Regions from separate parts of the Homo sapiens genome. Here region 2 is linked to region 1. Evidence: chromatin loops called from intact Hi-C (ENCODE). Cell type or tissue: HCT116. All regions are shown on one strand. Links, peaks and the distances in the headings refer to the core of each region. The heading gives the core; the rest is flanking DNA.

Region 1 (9,605 bases), core at 959-8,958:
GAGCTATTGCATGTAGGTGGTTTCCCAGACTGGCCTGTGCAGTCAGATGGAAAGAATAGAGGCCTCTGGGACAATCCAGAGAAGCCGCTGCACCATGCAGAATAAAGATTTCCTATTTAAAGTTTATGTGACTGGGATGAGATTTATAAGTACTGGAACACTTTATTCATCTACTTATTCATTCAGTCATTTAATAGCTATCAAGTACCTATAATGTTTCAGACATTGTTCTAATTACTGGGAATATAGTGAGAAATTAAACAAAGTTTCCTATGAAACTTATTTTATAGTGGAAGGAGAGACAGCCAATAATTATGTAAACAAAAAAAAATCATTTTAAATAATGATCAGATCTAGGAAGAAAATAATGCATAATAAGGAGGTAGAAAATAGGGATATATAATTTAGAAAGTGCTATTTGAAATAGGGTAAGTAGGAAAGGTCTCACCGAGTGGAAGATATTTGAGCAAATATTTAAATTATTAGAAGAACCTAAGCATGTGGTGACCAGCAGGAAGAACATTTTAGGGAAAGGGGATGGATATTGTAAAGACTTTGGAGTAGGAACAACTTGAAATTTTCCAGGAAGAGCAAGAAGAAATGTGTGGCTCAAGTGGACCAAAGTAAGAATGATCATGTAGATAAGTAGGGACCAGCTCACACAGGCCATGATAAAGACTGACAGAAAGCTATAGAGGATTTTTTTAAGCATGTATGATCTCATTTACATATTAAAAGAGTTCCAGGGCTACACTGTGGAGAACAGTCTACAGGGTCAGGGTGATACAGGAAGAGCATGTAGTAGTTATCATAGTAGCCCAGTTATGCAAAGGGCAATGGCAGTGGGGAGGGGATGAAAAGTGGTTCAACTCTGCATAACTTGAAGGTAGGGCTGACAAAAGTTGCTGAGGGTCTCAATGTGGTTTTACATGAGAGAGACATCAGGTGTGATGAATTTCAGGCATTTCACCCCAGCCACTGGATAAATGGCAATATCCCATGGAGTTGGGAGCTATAGGGGATATGGAGAAATGAGCAGATTTGGGAAAGAGATGATTATGAGTTAGTATTGGAGAATGTTGAATTTGAAATTCTTTTCCAAATAAAGAGATGTAGTAGGCAGTTGGATACATGAGACAGGAGTTCAGAGGAAGGATTAGGACTGGAGATTCAAACTCTGTTTTTATTTCTGCATATGTATTTTCTTTACAGCATAAGCCTACAGGGTACGAAGAATGAACTCTGAGAATGTTTGGAGGTAAATATACATGTCCCATATTATATGATGATGAACATGCAAGTACTGGTCTCAATTCAGTCTGCTATTTTTTAAAATTCCCTGATATACATTGCAAAGAGGTACCAACAAAACCATGTGAACACTTTCTAAGGGCACATATGGTTTATGATCATATTGAGTTGTAAGACAAACAAATTATTGTTTCATATTGATGTAAGAGTAGAAATAGGGGAAGACACAGATTCTGTAGTTTAATGTGTAGGAAAAATCAATGTGAATTCATAGGAAGGTGAAACTCTAACCCATTGTTGGAATTAGTGAAGATTTAAACAGGTAGTAAGGAGCAGTCAGGGCATTCAAGATATAAAGTCATAAGTAGATTGTACAAAGACATAAACTAGCTTTCTCTTTATGACGGAGCAAGGATGGAGAACAAGGACACCGGTCTAGCATCAGCAGAGTGTATATGTTTGTGAAGTTAAGGGAGATGAATTTATAAAAGTTGGCTAGAGCTAAGGGATTTGAACTTCCCCAGTAGCCCATTGGTTCTCACCTCTAGTATAATTCAGAATCACATTTGGAGCTTTCAATGAAGATGCCTGGATATTACTTCTGGAAGTCCTGATTATAGGTTATGGAAAGGCCCTAGCACTTGTATTTTCAACAGGCAGCCTATTCCAGAACATTTGCCCCTCCTAAAGCTGTGGTTATTTACTAGAATTAATAGTCCTGTGTGAGTAGCATGTACTGGATTGATAGGTAGAGTTGTCTCTCCCTGCACCAGGTGCTCATGGATCTTTACTCCAGTTCATTCTTAAGTGTCATGGCTCGGATTTTCTCCACATCTCTGCCTAAATTTTCAGCCTTTCTCTGTTTTATAACTTGGAACTACCTTGGCCTTTTAAGGCTTCCTTCATTTTCTTTCTATTTGTGGTCTCTTGCACAATTACCTATGGTCAATTGTGGGTGTAGGGGTGAGTAAGAACCATGAGAGGGGTGGTGTCTCTTACAAAGAACTGTGAGAATGAGAAGAACTATGAAACTGTTCTGCTGCAGGCCTAAATAATATAACTAATTAATACTATGGAGGCTGAATTGAAAGCAAAATATAGGACTTAAAGAGAAATTGGTATTTTTTCTAAGCAGGAACCTAAGATTAAAACCACAGATTTAATAAGATTTTTTATTTGTTTAATTGGTAGGGTATCTTTTATAACTACATAGTCCCAAATACTTAAGATTTTAGAATGCAACACATACATCTATAAAAACAGGAGAAGGAAGACTTCTAGAGACAAAAGAGTGCCTACAGAGGGTCACTTTTAGGCCTTTAGAGAAGGAAGGTTGGTATAGATGAATATTTTAAGTAATATTTTACTATGAAATAAATGTGCTTTTATTATGGAAAAGTTCAAATAAACAAAAATTATTTATAATTTCTCTACCCAGAAACAAGCACTTCTAGTGTTTTCTGGTCTTTTTGCACTTTGTGTGTACACAACTATCACTTCTTAAACAATATTTAAGTTAACAATATTTAACTTAGCAATATTTACTTAAACAATATATTTTCCTGTACATATATTGTTGGTTATATGCCTTTTCACTTAACAGTATTCCAAAAACATTTCTTCATGTAATTAAGTGGTATCTAAAATATGATTTCTTAAACTGCATAGTATTTAAGTCTAGGAATGTACTGTCATTTATTTAATCAACTCTCTATTGTCAGACAAGGTTACCAGTCTTTCACAATTATAAATAATGCCATGGTAAACATTCTTGCTTCTAAATCTTTGTGTAGATCTTTGAGTAATTCCTTTAGATACATTCCTAGAGGTGAGATTTCTGGGTCAACAGTCTTCATATATTTTTTAAATTTTTGATGCATATTGCTAAGATGCCCTCCAGAGCATTTTGCCAGTTTTATTTTTTCGGTGGTAACATCTTAAAGTTTTCTTCCAAAAGTGATTTGATTCAAAGCCATGCTGTTGCTTTTCTCTGAGTCCTTTCTGGTCCACCAGTTATAGCAGACTTAATTTAACTCTTACCTTAAGGTTAACACTTAGAGTAACCAAAACATTTTTGTAGTCATTTATGCTGCAAATGAGACAGTTTACAGAATATAAATTGACAGTGAGATTAGATTGCGTTTCTTTCTTATGCATGTTCTGTACAAGCATTCTGCTTATCCTGGATAACAAACAAATAACAAAAAGAAAGAAAAAACCTTACCTCTCTTGCTTGTCCTAACTGAACACTCACAATGCATTAGGCATTGAACTGAACGTGGAGGAGATATGATTCCTGCTTTCTGAGACTTTGCAATTCCAAGTACCATGATTGATAAGGTACAATATAAATAGTGGGCTTCTAGGACAATGCCCTGTGGTTAAAAGTAATTAAGTTATATGGTGCCAGCAGACTACAGGATACTTGTGATCCACATATGCAGGTGGATTGTGTGCATCAGTCATGATATCTGTGGAATCTGAGAGACGGGAAAGGCATACCTGTTTTAACTCCAGAATAATATAGAGAACTCAAATTCCTGCCCAGGCAAATAGGGATAAGTTGTAGACTGCAAATAGAAGATGGATTGTGGGGAGGAAAAAAAAATCTACTAGTTCCCGCTTCTTCCACTGTGTCCCCTCCAGGGGACACTCATAGGTCAGGGTCCTTCATGTGGTAGCTTTGAGTTCCCGACATTTTCAAAACTGTTCTAGGGAAAGGGTCGGGCATGTATATGAAGACTATTTTCTTGTGAGCACAATGGGAGAATATTTGAAACTGGGACTCTTGTGAAAAATCAGAAAGGTTGCCAGTGTACCTGGGCCTTCCTATTGTCTTGAAGTACTGTGGTGGACTTTGTCATGCTTAAAGGAGGTGTGATTGGGGGTAGGGAATTGCTTGACTGAGAATTAAAGAGTGAGAGCTCCTGTCCAGTTGCTTAAACTGAAAAGGATTTCTGACACATATTTGGTTAGCAAAAATGACTGTGAGTTAGTGGGACAATTGTAGCACTGATGTAAAAATTCCAAATAGTCCTTCCGAATAGATATACACACATTTAGAAAATGCATTATAAATGACATATAGCAAAAATGTAAACAAGCCATTTAATAACATTTTAATGCTTGATTCTGATCTCTTAATTAAAATGTGCATAAAAGAAAACAATGGTGGAACATCTGTGTGTGTTATTGGGATAGCAGGATTTATGCTGCACCCTGGGCTTTTTGTTCGCTTTTCAGTGTGTGTGAATGTGGGTGGGTTTCCTCTTTGAGCCACAGTTACCCATTTGACCCCCACAGGGTCTATATTCCCACCCACCTTCTCTTGGCTGTAGTTGCACCCCCTTTTTTTCCCCTCTTACTTAAAATACTGTATGGTTTGTTCTTTGCTTAAATTAAACTACTCTCGTCATTTGATCTGAAAGCCACTCTTCACCCCACCCCTCTAACCTGAAACCGTGACCTAACCCTGACTCACCCTTGTTATCTCAGCAGATGTACACAGCATTACCTAATGTTTTGGCCTCAGTGAATAATCTCAAAGAGCTTTGGGGAAAGTGTGGCCTTTTGTATCTGTGACCTTGCAGCAGTTATTCCTTAGCTGGACACTGTGGGATTTAGATGTTAAAAACAGACTTTCTACTAACCCCTGCTGGTGATTTCTTTATTATTATTACTGATTTGGAGGATGTATCTCTGAACCCCATTTTGCCCAACTGTTAAATGAGAGTGCCAGCAATCACAAAAAGTCAAGGGTTATTAAGTGCTTTAAAATCGTCCACTGAAAATGTTACACTGTGATATGCTTTTATTTCCACTTTTACATGGAACACATGTGATCACCAAAAAGTTTGTCTTTGATTAAAAAAGCATAAAAAGTACCTCACATCTTCTGTTACTCCCAGCAGATTTATGTATCATTAATACAAGAGAAAGTCACACACAAATAGACTTCTTAAATATACAATAATTAATATTTAATGCCCCCTTTTATGAGGGGGTCTTTGTGCTGGGATGTCTCTAATCTTCACAACGTTCCTGCAAAATAGGTGGTTTTATTCTTTATTCCACAGGTGATGAAAATGAGGTTTCAGAATCATTTAAGTGATGTGCCTACAGCTTTATTGTTAATAAATGGAAAACCTGGGATTCAAACTCAAGTCTGTCTCTCTCTCTCTCTCTCTTTCTCTACATCATATTCTTCCTATAATATCATGACCTATATGGGAGTATGGTAGCTCCCATTTCCTATAGACCGTGGCTAGATGGTGTTATGAAAGAGTTAAGTAAAATGTGCCATTTGTGACAAATGTCTGAAAGTTGTTTTTATAACTAGGATTTAATTCACAAATGAAGAGTAATTATCAATATGGCACAGATGAAGAGCTGCATGTATGGATCAGTATAATTTCTGTTCTTTGGCTTATGGATGCAGTATGCCCCAGGGAGTTTCACAAATCCACATGACATCTCCCAGTGCTGGGTTCTGGGTTAGCTGGCCAAAGTGTAAAATTCCTCCGTGTTCGGATGGCTCACAACTGGTTACTATCTGAAGAGATTTGTATAAAACTACCTACCATACGTAGACTTAGTTTCTTTTCTGAATTTGTCTCTAACACTTGAGTGGGGAAAAAAATACCAAATTTTGATACTGGGTTTGTTGTTTTTAATGGGTGTTTGTTTTTGGAAGTGTTGTGCCAAGAGAGGAAGAAGAAGTGGGTGTGGGTCTTTCTTCCTTTTGCTATTTTCCCTTTGCCTTCTTGTGGTCTTATTTCCAATCTGATTCTATATTATCAGTTTGCCATAATCCTTTGCAAAAGACATAAAATGTTCATAGACTGGAAGTTATTAAGGCTTTAAATCACATCACACTATCATTGGAGTAATTTTGGGGGGGAATTTTGCATATTTCAGTTCTCTAGTATAGGGCATGTGCTGCATACTAGGGATGTAACTTATACCTGCTCTACTTCCCTTTATTTTTTTTCCTCAGGCTGAGAGAACCTTTAAACTTGTTATGTGTTCTGAAACAGATCAAATATTAGATTTCTAAGACTATCAGGCTGTGGTGGTGAGGGAAGGGTTAGTATTATATACAAATATGTATTAGGGAAGGCATCATAGTTAAGTGAGAAAAACATGGGTCTTGAGTATTATGGGAGCTCAGCCCTTTTCCTTACTAGCTGTGTAGCTTTGAGTGAGTTATTTAATTCACTAAACTAAGATTTTGAATAATAATACCTACTATATAGAGATATTTTACAGATTAAATGGTATAGTACATATAGAATATTTAGAACAGTGCCTGACCCTGAGTGAATGTTGTTTGTTTACATTTCACACAGCAAGAAAAGGGAAAAATGGGAAAGAGTGGCAATTAGAAAATAATGATATTGGGTTTGAAAAAATTGTTTTCATCCTTTCAATTCAGCATAGTAGTAGAAAGAGCATTTGTCTAGCAGGCAGAGACTTGGGTAAAACTTCCAGCTCTGCCTCCAGAAAGCTGTAAAATCTTTGCTGTTCACCTTAGTATCTCAGACTCCTCATTGCGAAAATGAGAGAGTTAGAATTCATTATCTTGATTTAGTCATATACTTTTGCCTTCAGAAGATTTTTCTGCTTCTCAGAGTAGTCTATGACATATCATTCAACAGTGTATAAGTCTCAAAGGCCAACAGCCAAGTATGGCAGACAGGGCTGTTGTTAAGATATTCTTTTTCCTGTGTAACTATGTTTACATGTTCATTTATGTTCTTTGTATATTTGTCATGTGCCTGAATATTTATGCACCTGCATGGTTGTTGAAGTAAGCTCACTAGCATACATTCATACATTTTTGTGGGTATGTGTGTTTATATATAACCTATATATATATATACAGTATGTGTGTATATATATAAATATATGTCTGTGTGTATGAGAAACAGATGCACTGTAGGCAGATAAAGCAGATAAATATAGATCCAAATAGAAGCATAAGCATATAAATATAGACGTTATATAGAGTGAAAGCAAGCAGATCAGCACCATTTCATTATTGCTTGAAGTCTTTGTAATAAAAGAGTTAGAAATCAGTAACTGACATTGAAATTATTGACTGAATGACACTGTCATATCAGAAGGCTCAGTGTGAGGTAAGAAAATAACCTTTCTTTCAACTTTGAGGAGAAATTAGCAGGAAGATTTATTACTGTTAATTATTTGATTTAGGAAAGTTTTTAGGTGCTGTGTAGTGTTGTGTTTTTAAAAGTACAGAAATGTCACCACTCCTAAAAATACTGCCATACAACAAAAAATAAATAAGAAAAGAATATCTATTCCAGTCTTGCAAAAAGATTTGGCAAATGTGACACCTGGATCCCTTTCGTCCACAGGCTGTGATTTGCAACTCTTGCCTATTTCTACATATAGACAAATGAGTTGGTTTCGTTCTACAGTATTTTCTACAAGCCCCTCTGAAGTCTTTAAGGAAACTCACCTAAAGGAGATATCTCAGGCTAAAGTGACCATTGTTAAGTTATTGTCATGGGGACACTTGCAATTGTCTTTAGTGAGTGTGTTGTGTGAGTAAAACTGGGCTTCCATCTGTTACTTTCATATCACTGTCTGTTTTTACCAGTCAAAATAATTGGTTGTGAGTTTTTGCTTTATTTTATTTTGTTTTAGTGAGAAGGGTATTGTGAGTTATTTTTAGCTAGCTAATTTACTTTTTAATGTTGCAAGTTATATCTTGCTCATGTGTTTGAATGCTATTTGAATAAAAAAAAAGTAGTCCCTCCATTTTCCCTCTCTAAACCTCATCTATTTCCCTAGCAGATCTTATCTCCCCTTCAGCTTGTTGTAGGAACATTCAAAGAAGCTAAAATTTGAAGAAATTCCTTGAAATGTACAAATACAAAGCCTGCTTTTTCCCAGTACCACAAAACTGCCAAAGTTGTTGCAATTGCTTTTTCTGTCATTAGTCTACCATTGCTTTTCCTTACAGGGATGAGAGAAGAGGGACCAGAATACGTGTTCCTCCTAACTTCTGCTCCAAATCAGAGTTTAGACTAGAGGAAAAAAAGGAGGGAAGGGCGAAGCAATAAAGACTTATTGAATGTTAAGGAATGAATTGGTGCTTCCTGAAGAACTGTTCATTCTTCTTCTCTCAAATCTGGCTTCAGTTACTTTGTTGTTAAGTTCTTCACCAAATTATGATTTTAAAATATTTTTAAAGAATGACTCAGTGGTCTTGAGGATCACACACACACTCTCTCTAACACACACACACACACACAAATTTGTGTAAGATTCATTTAAAAAATTGCATTGTTTGAATAAAATGGAGTATACTTTTCAATTTATAAATTATTTTGAACGAATACTTAATGTAATGTGTAAAGTTGGCATACTCTACAGTGTTTCAGACTACAGATTCTTTTTTAAATTCTGTTATTTACCTGATGAGCTCTAAGGTTAACTTGAACAAGTATTTATTTATTCAAGAGTATTATAGTATATCTACATAAAACGATTCAGCAAAGATTTTAGAAAAATAATCACTTGCCAAAATAACATAGTAAAAGTCCTTTATCTTTACATACACACACACACACACACACACACAATTTAGACTAAAGCACTATGTCCCATTTAGCTTAAAAAATGTTTTAGGATTAGATTTCTGAGGGAAGTATGTACATACACATACTCCTCTTTTCTTGTTCTTTGTTTCCTTTTCTCCTGGTGTAACATATTTACTGTTTAGCTTTTGTCAAATACTTTATAATAATTACCAGAAATTTTGACAAAGACAAAAAAATTCATCTGTGTATGTGTATATTTATAGGTTTATATGCACATAGACACACACACACAAACACACACATCCAGATTGAAATGTTAATGTTGTATTAATCATCTGATTTTTGGGGGTGGAGGGTTTGAGACAGGGTCTCGTTCTCTCGCTCAGACTGGAGTGCAGTAGCACGATCATGGCTCACTGCAGCCTCGGTCTCCTGGGCTCAATCAATCCTCAGCCTCAGCCTCAGCCTCCAGAGTAGCTGGGACTATAGGCACGTGCCACCATGCCTGCTAATTTTTTTTTCACTGTGTTTTGTAGAGATGGGGTTCCACCATGTTGTCTAGGCTGGTCTCAAACTCCTGGGCTCAAGCCATGCACCCACCTCAGCCTCCCAAAGCGACTCCCATGGTGACGATAGTCACCATGCCTAGCCAATCATCTGATTTTTTTTTATGCATTATGTTTTAAAACTTTCTCCTAATATAAATCTTCAAAGGAATTTTTGTAAACATTCAAATGTCTGGTCTCATTTAAAGGTTTCTAGGAGATTGTGCATTTTCTTATCTAA
Region 2 (9,605 bases), core at 1,087-9,086, 57 kb after region 1:
ATAATTCCATTCACTGTAAATGGTATAAATACTACAATTAAAAGAGAGAGTATTAGGCTGAATAAAAAGGCAAGAGTCAACATATGCTGTCTACAGGAATACACTTTAAATGTAATAACATGGATATCTTGAGAGTGAAAAGATAGAAAGATATATACAATGCAAACAATAAGCATGAGAAAGCTAGGTTGGAATATTAATATTACAAAGAATAGACTTTATGCCAAGGAGTACTATTAGAGATAAGGAGGGATATTTCCTAATCATATGTGTGAAATTATCATGAATGCATAAGTCATAAACATGTAGACACAAACTGACAGAAAACTAGAGAGAAATAGTAAAATCTACAATAACAATTGGAGATTTTAACATTCTTGTTCTAGAACTTGATAGAACAAATAGGCAGAAAATCAGTAAGAATACACAAGAAATTAAAAACACCATCAACTGCCTTGACCTGTTTGATGTTTACAGAACACTATTCCCACTTGGAGAATGTGTTCTATTCCCACCTGGAGAATATGTGTTCTTTAAAACATATTTAAAACATACAGGAATAGAGTCCTGTATGTATGTTCTACTTTATTTATTAAAGTAGACCCTAATCTGGTTCATCAAATGAGTTTCAAACATTTTCAAAAGATTGAGATACTACAAAATATGCTTCTTGTTTATAATTAATTAAATTAGAAATAAAAAAAGAAAACAATAAAATATCTAGAAAAGACCAGTTGGAAACTACACAACAAACTTAATACCTCATGGTTGAAAGTCATGAAATTTTAAAATAATTAAATTAAGTTATGCAGTATATTGAAATTTATGAAACTGATTAAATGAAAATACAATATATTGACATTTATAATATGAGCCAGAGAGAAGCTTAGCAGAAATTTTGAGCTTTTAATCCTAAATTAGAAGGAAGAAGAAAGGTTTAAGATCAATAGCGTAGGTTTCCACTTTAAGAAAGTGGGAAAGTATAATCATTTTAAACCCAAAAGCAGTAAAAAAAGAAAACAAATAACAAAGGCAGAAAACTGTGAAATAAAAACAAACTACAAAGAAGATTAATGAAAGCAAAACATGAATATTTGAAAAGATTAACAGAATTTATAAGCTATAACAGAAAAGTTCAAGAAAAAAGAGATGATACAAATTATGAATATCAGTAATGAGAGATTATCATTACATATCATAACAATATTAAAGGATAACAAGGGAATATTATGAAAACTTCATGTCAATAATTTCAACAACTTTGATAAAATAGGTAAATTTATTTAAAAACATATTAACAAAACTGGCATAGTAAACCAAAGAAATCAAAATATTCCTTTATTGATTAAAGAAATTGAATTTGTCGTCAAAAGCATTCCTAAAAAAAGAACTTCAGGTTTAGATAGTTTCCCTGGAGAATTCTATATAACATTTAAGGAGGAAATAATATTAATCCTACACGGACTCTTTCAGAAAACATAGGAGGTAAAAACAAAACACTTCCTGATTTATGAGACAGGCATAATCCCAACAGCAAAACCTGACAGATATTACAGGAAAATAAAAGTATAGGCCAATATTCCTCATGGTTCTAGGCACAATAATCTTTAACAAAATATTAGCAAACAAACTTCAACAATAAAAAGTAAAAAGTATAATACCTCATGATCAAGTAGGATTTATCTCAGAAAAGCAACTTTAGTTTAACGTTTGAAAATAAATCACTGTAAATGCATCCTAATAAAGAAGAAAAATATGATCTCAATAGATGCAGAAAAAGCAATTGAAAAAATTTGACAGTCATTCACAGTGAAAACTCTCAGAAAATTAGAACAGATTGAAACTTCCTCAATCTGATGAAGGGCCTCTATGAAAACATATAATTAATACCGTCCTTAATGATAAAATCTGAATGCTTTCCTCCTGGGATATAGTAGAAGGCAAAGATATATATTCTTACTACTTCTGTTCAGCGTTGTTCTAAAGATCCTAGCCAGAGCAATAAGACGAGTAAAATAAATTAAAGGTATAAGCATAGGAAAGGAAGAAGTAACATTGTGTTTATTCACAAATACCATGATTGTTTACATTAGAAACTCTTAGGGGATATACAAAACAACTAATAGAGCTAACAGTGCATTTAGGAAGGTCACAAGATCAATATACAAAAATTGATTGCATTTATGTAGTACCGGCAAATAATTTGAAAATGAAGTTTTAAAATCAATTTACAGTAGCCTATAAATATAAGACATTTAAATAAAAGTTTAACAAAAGAATGTAAGATTCCCCACTCAAAATTTTAAAAGGCCTTAGAGAAAAATCCGTTATTTATAGATGAATACTCAGTATTTCTAAAGTGTCATTTTTCCCCAAATTATCTGTAGATTCAATGCAATCACCATCAAAATATCAACATCTTGTTTTTCTAACATTAAGATAAATTGTCAAATTTATTTTAAAATGTATATGAGATTGCAGAAAACTTAGAAAAAGAATAAAGTTGAAAGACTCACATTACCTAATTTCAAGACTTTCTGTAAATATATAGTTCTACTTTGGAACATTGGATCAGTATCTTCTAAGGTTAAGCATATGCCTACCATATTGTTTGGTAATTACATTCCTAGTTATTTACCAAAAAATAATGAAAATAATGCCCTCAAAAAGATTTGTACAGGCAAGTTTATACTGACTTTATTTGTAATTGCCTAAAACTGGAAGCACCCAAATGTGGAAAGTGGATATACAAATTGTGGTATATTCATATAATGAAATACTAACAAGCAAATAAAACAAAACAGAGTATGATACAACAATGTAGATGAATTCCAGAAACATGGTATGCAGAAGAGCCAGGACACAAGAGTATACATAAGTTATGTGAAGGCGAAACTATTCTATCGTGATAAAAATCAGAATGCTGGTTGTTTATGGGAGATAGAAATTAACTGGAAGGGGGCACAAAGGAACTTTCTATGTCTCTGTTATGGTGGTAAATATATACATTTTTATATATACATATTTATACATAGGTGTATAAATTTATCAAAATCAAAACTCATTCTGTGTACATTTTGAAGTCCATGAATTTTGCTGAATATAAATTATACCTCAACTCTGAAAAATTTCATGTTGACCCTAATCAACTCTCACCTGAAGTGCTTCATCTATTTTCCTAATGGCTACCCTGGTCCCTGTCCTAATTAACCTTCAAAGCTGTTTTAAAACTTTTCTCTTCTGCCTATTGCTCTGATTCCAAGAGATGTGGTAGAATGTAAATTGTCAAGATTTGGAAATCTGGAGAATGTTCAAGGTTAAAGACAGAAATATCTAATTAACAAGCCCAGATACAGCCTTGGACAGTCGAACGCTTGGGCAAGTGTTCACTGCTCGTGTTCACTTTTCTCTTTTGTGAATGATACTGCTTTCTAAATATATTTTATTTCTTGAGCAAGAGGGAGAAAAGAGGAGTCCTTCAAATTTACTTTTTGTTTTGTTGCATATTGCAAAGTTAATATCAAACTCTAGGTTTAAAACTTCAAAGAATGTCAGGACTTTTTCGTTTTTCCTTTTTTTTTTTTTTTTTTTTTTACTATCCAACCAAGGGTTTTACTTATTCCCTGGATTTCTCTATACTTTTAAATTGTCAAAGCCAAAGAAAAGAATAATTAAAATATTCAAAGCTGAAAATAAGCAAGATTTCAGTTTATTTTCAAATATAAGCTTACCACTTCCCTGCATTTAACTGTGATACTAGTGTTCTGGCAATATTACATATGATTGAGAATTCTGTTTACCTAAACCACTTTTTTATTGTTGTTTTTAGCTTTCTTAAGTGCCATCAGGTCTTGTCTTCTTTCATTTCTTTCTAGCTGTCCCCAACAAATACTGCCCAAGTCTGATTGTAATGCAGCCTTTCTTTCATAGTGAATATTTATTAAAGCACTTAATACCTGAATTATGAAATGTAGACAAGTGCACATTAACCTGGCTGAGTTATTTCCTTTCTTGTTCTTTTTAAACACATATTCTAGCCCAGTCTATCAATGCCAGATGGCAACTACATTTTGATACACTGAATATTTACCAAGTCATGTGGTATGCTTTTGAAGTATTTTTTAAACCCTTTCCATCAAACGAGCTGACTCATCTCTCATTCATTTATTCCTGCTTTTAACAAGTTGTATTTTTAGAAACTTGACCTCAGTTTTATCAAAATGATAAATGATATTGTAAAATGATGCATCCGAAGTTCTACAGGCCTGACTACACTTTACATCCTACAGCTATCACGTTTATTTTTCAGTGTTTAAAATGTTATAATGTACCAATTTTCTTATTTTCATGAAACTTGACTCCAACTAGATTATTGTGTTAGCACAGAGGAATATAATGGGAGAATATTTATACTTAGACAGCTTTAAGATATTCAGGAAATTAAAAGCATTTATGGTTGAAATAATTTTAAATGACCATGAAAATAGCAACTTAACAACTGATATTTATGTCCAAGACCTTTAAAAAGCCTACTGGTAATAGGCAGTAGGTCTAATAATAATAGTAGGAAGAAGATGAAGAAGACTAAAAGGCTGTCAGAATACTGACTCCCTGCTATGTTTTTTGTTTTCTTGATCTTCATGGGAATATGCTTTTGTGGGGGAAACTGTTAGAATATTTTTTTGTAAATAGATGTTAATATTTCTTAATCTAGGGATATTAAAAATAACAGGAGAAAGTATTGACAGACAAAAGTGCATGGCATTGAAAATGGTTAGTAAAGGCCAATGCATATTCTTAGAACTCTTCCTGGCCTGTTGATCTCTAAAGATTATTTTCAATTTTTTAAGTTTTTATGGCTACTTTTCAATGGTCTTTCAGAAATAGATGATATTATGCATGTTATGAAGTTAATAATAATGCTTTATATAAACGAGTGGAAGTTTTCTTTGTGAATAATTTTTTCAGAATTTTTACAGTGTTTTTTCTTTTAAAAAGCAGACAATAGGGATATTTGGAGAGATTAAAACTGAGAAACATGAAAGGATCTATTCAGTTTTACAAAAAATCTTTCATGATACTCTTATCCATTTTATTTTCTAGCTCTCTTTGTAATTGAAATTGTTTCTCTCTTGTGTGTGGCAGAGTTTGTGTAGTGCCTAGTCTGGAGTAGCTTCTCAAAAGCACAGATTGCCTTAATAATATTAGTGTATATAAATTCAAAGCATGGTGCCCAAAATGTAGTGTATATTGTTGTTATATTATTATTGCTGTTGTTCTTATGACTGCTTTTAAAGGGAAATCTCCAATCAGCCTTTTAATGTTATCTCATTTAGCTTATGCTTTTATAAAAGATTTGGAAAATATATAATTTACCTAGTGTAAATTTAAAGGAATGTGACTTGGTCAAAAGAGACATTCTAGAGGCAAACCAACAACAACAATACTGAATTCATTAAAGTTTGGATTAGAATTTGTTTTTTTTCTATATATAGAAAGCTTGAGATCAAATAAATTCTATTCCTATGACACATGTGGAATTTCTCTCTCTGAAGGTGTTGTCAGCTTATTCACCTATATGACCCCCTAAAAGAGGAAGTACATCCTGATGAAGTACACCCATGAGTCACAAAGCAGAGACTTGAGTCCATTATGCACTCTTTTAGGATTTGTAGATCTGCAACATTGTTAGTGGTTTCTTTAGAAAAGAATCCCATGGAACTCTACATTCTTTTATTAAATGAGCCCAGAAGATTTTCTACTTACCCTTTCACTTTTAATAGCCCTTTTGTGTGTAAACAGCTTCTCAAGAACTGGAATTTTTAGAGTATATCTTCTTTATTTTATGAGTTTCACTTGAATGTTTCTAACTTCATGGAGACTCATCTGATTGAATGGTAACATTTTGTATTCAGGCAGCAAGGGATTTTGTAGTGAAAACATTGTGGTGGACACCCAAAAAATAAGATTTCTAATATAGTTTATAGTGTATTTTTCTCCTTAAAGTTAACAATGAAGGAATAGTGTATCTTTTTGGCTCCTCTGTCAAATTAAACTGTGGGGTAATTAAATCATTGTATTATTTGGGAAGAAAGAAAATGGGTGGACATAGATTAAATTTTTAAATGGTGAGCTACTTCAAATACAACGAGGATCATTTTATTTAGTAACGTATAGGTCAACTTCTTAAAACTATATTATTTTTAAGCCTTTAAATATTTAATTTCTGGGTCAGCTGATTAGTCAAAAGAGTAGAAGCTAGAATAAATAATATTTGCCTTAGTTTCATTTTAGGAAACACTACTTTCCATATCTGCATAGTTTGAGTTAGTTGCCTTTGGGTTGAAATTTAATGATAATCCTCTGACAGTGTCAATGATCTTCCTCTGCTATACTTTGAACCTTGAAATACATTGAGACAAATTCCAGTAGGGCTAACATGTTTTGTTTTTCTTAATTTTCTCTGTATTTCAGATCAAATTTCACTCCTCTGTTATACTCTTATTCTTCTAGATTTTTATGTACAATTTATCAAATGCTATCTTTTAGGGGGTAGCCTTTCCATCTTGTGTAATATAATATTATTATTGCAGATAGCACAAATTAGTAGTTAACAGTACACTTTTATGAATGACACTTTCTAAATTTAAGATGCCATCATGCCATCATTCTGTTCTATCAGTGCTTTGGAAGATTGTGTGGATATGGCAAGTTTTCCTTTAATAAATAAAGATTATTATGTCTTCTCGTTTATCTGGTGACACTTAGCTCATTAAATCTTTGAAATTATTAATTTTAAGAATGTATATAAAATGCTTAGCAAAATGTATTACACAGTAAGCACTCCACAAATGGTTTCTATTATTATTATGTATAACATGTTTATAGCTATTAATGATATTTAAAATACCAATAATAGTGTAATTACTACAATGCCTACTAGTAATGAATAATAAATATTAATTATAATTAATTGTTTTCTCAATAAATTTTTTATTGATGAGTAATAAGAGGATAATGGAATGTCATAATACATTCTATACTACAGTAAAATCAACTAGTCAAAACATAGCACAAAATACATTTAATGTAAAATAATTTAGTTAAAATTTGCATACCATGTGATTGTGGAAAATGTCTAAAAGGTTAACTTTAATAATCTAGAAAAGTTTTATGTTTCTTATAGTTCTGATCTTTAGTTATTTTCCAATGACAGAAGTTGGAGATTAATCATTTTTCTTCTACTCCTAATGTTTTCTCAATTGGAAGATTAAAGAGATGTCAACGAAGTATCACCTGATTATTTATCAAGTGATTGTTACAGAGACTGAGTGCCCTCAGGATTACATATCTTTTTTTTTCTCTCCCACAATTGTCATGATTACTAGCCAAATCCAATTAGAGAGATACTAGAGAAGTACTGAGTATTTACTGAGTACTTACACATTGTATATGTAATACAGGTTTCATAGATAATCACCTCTTTAGAAATGACTGGACTATAAAGAGGTTGGCTAATGTATTCAAGATCACACCAATAATAAATAGTGGAGTTTGATTTTAAATTGATGGCTGACTGACTCTAAACTCATGCTTTTTCACATTGCTTCTTTCACTCAACCTAAGGAAATTGCCAAAAGTTTTGGTCAGAAGCTAACCTCACTTTGGACTTTTGAGAACTCCAAGCTGCCACCCATGGCTTCATATTTTTGGTTATTTGAATCTTTGAGGAAGAGCTCTAGAGATAGAGAGAGGAAAGAAAGGAAGAATATAAGGAAGGAAATGGTGAACATTTCTCTCTAATTTCCTCTCTATGATAATTTTACCTTTATTCCCAAGAGGAACAATGTGAAAGTTCTACTTTCTTGAGAAGTATAAAACTGCCTTGGCCGGGCTTGGTGGCTCACGCCTGTAATCCCAGCATTTTGGGAGGCCAAGGCGGGTGGATTACAAGGTCAGGAGATCGAGACCATCCTGGTTAACACGATGAAAGCCAGTCTCTACTAAAAATACAAAAAATTAGCTGGGCGTGGTGGCAGGTGCCTGTGGTCCCAGCTACTCGGGAGGCTGAGGCAGGAGAATGGCATGAACCCGGGAGGCAGAGCTTGCAGTTAGCCAAGATCGCGCCACTGCACTCCAGCCTGGGCAACAGAGCAAGACTCTGTCTAAAAAAAAATAAATAAATAAAATAAAATAAAATAAAACTGCCTTGATTAAGTACCTTCAAATCAGTGATTAACTAGCAACTCTAGCCCTGAATTCTGAATCTTTTATTTTTCCTTCAAAAGGTAACTCTTAAACCATCCCTTCTACTTAATCTGCATATTGTACTGAGGTTATTTATCTTCCAACGTTTGCCAGTTCCCTTAGGAATACCCTTAGCAACCGCCTTTCCATACAAATTGCCTGGGAAAGTTTAAGGGGATCAAATCCCTTGTAACTAAACAAAATAGGGCTTTTGAATAGAAATTTAATAGCAAATTAGATTGGCATCATTACAGGAGGATGAATGAAACTTTTGTTTTCTTTACATTTACAGTAGAAAAGTCAACTAACTCTCCAATATACAATGAGCTGGAAGAGAGAGATTTTTTTTGGCTTATTTTATGATGTGTCTTGCTTTCACCACATTCTGTCAACTTCCACAACAAATTTAACCTCCAAAACAAATCTTAAACCTGGTCTCTCTCACTCACTGCTGCTCCATTTTTCCTAATGGAGTTTTCTCTTGGAAGAAGGAGTTTTCATCAGAAGAAAGGAGTCTCCTCCTTCTCCAAATACAAACTCTACCTACACAGAAGAAAAATGTATCTTTCGTTCTCTGTAAACTAGGGCTTCTACTTTTCTTCATCTCTACATAAAAGTTTTTCAAACTTCTTCCATCCACCAGTCCTACTGAGTGAGGGCATCAAGGACAGGGTTTGCAATGGTAACCTCCTGTTTCACCCACAGACCCCTACTTTCCTCCCATTTAGCTGCTTTTCACATAACGCTTCTTTTTTCTGTAGAGGTTTTATAAAAAAAGATTGAGAAAAAATTATTTCTAAAATGTTTATGCTCTATTTTTAATAAAGGAACTCAGTAAATGACTAAGGCCAAAAAGTTGACTCTTCTTTATCAGTACTCCCTATCATAATAATTCTGCAAAACTGCTTTATTCTTTTCTGACCTTCTCTGTGCTTTGGACTTTATGCCATAGTTGAGGGCTGTGTTTCATCAATGTTTCTTTTCCCTCTGTTCCTCGAAGCAACATAATTTGTTTGGCAAAAAACTAAGAATGAAATATCTCCTGCTTTATAGATAGTTTTTATACAACATTCTTTGTAATTGTGTAAAGTCTGAGAATTGTGTCTAATGAAATATCTGGTAAAGGCAAATGGTAAATAAATTCTCATTTAATTGATAAAATTAATTTGGTTTCTCCATAATAAAAGTATACTTGTATTAGAAGTCTACTTAGTTTAAGGAGTCACATTACATCTCCATGACTCAACATTCCCCTTTGAGGCACTGGGGGAAAAATCCAATAGTAATACCAAAATAAAATAACTTTGACCCTCAACAATGCTATGCATTGTAAACTGATGCCACCCAGAAAGATGTAA

Evidence for each region. Hi-C counts contacts between places; a loop is a spot of excess contacts. Peaks named below come from ENCODE experiments on the same cell type or tissue, not always from the same donor. Only the 100,000 strongest peaks of a DNase experiment are listed, where the experiment ranks them.
Region 2: a loop joins it to region 1, with 2.4 times the contacts of the local background. A loop is called at or near these places in 2 of 110 quality-filtered maps.

The regions. Positions count from the first base shown.
Region 1 is chr3:114,701,921-114,711,525 of GRCh38, reverse strand. The region is part of intron 5 of ZBTB20 (zinc finger and BTB domain containing 20); the gene reads left to right. Among named protein-coding and RNA genes, the nearest start is that of MIR4796, 37 kb to the left of the region's middle. In HCT116, for the core only: no CTCF peak of the experiment used is centred there; DNase peaks (open chromatin) are centred at 3,924, 4,122 and 4,745; H3K4me3 peaks cover 1,367 bases; H3K27ac peaks cover 4,624 bases.
Region 2 is chr3:114,645,540-114,655,144 of GRCh38, reverse strand. All of the region lies in intron 6 of ZBTB20 (zinc finger and BTB domain containing 20), which reads left to right. Among named protein-coding and RNA genes, the nearest start is that of MIR4796, 93 kb to the left of the region's middle. In HCT116, for the core only: no CTCF peak of the experiment used is centred there; DNase peaks (open chromatin) are centred at 4,134 and 5,604; H3K4me3 peaks cover 2,013 bases; H3K27ac peaks cover 8,000 bases.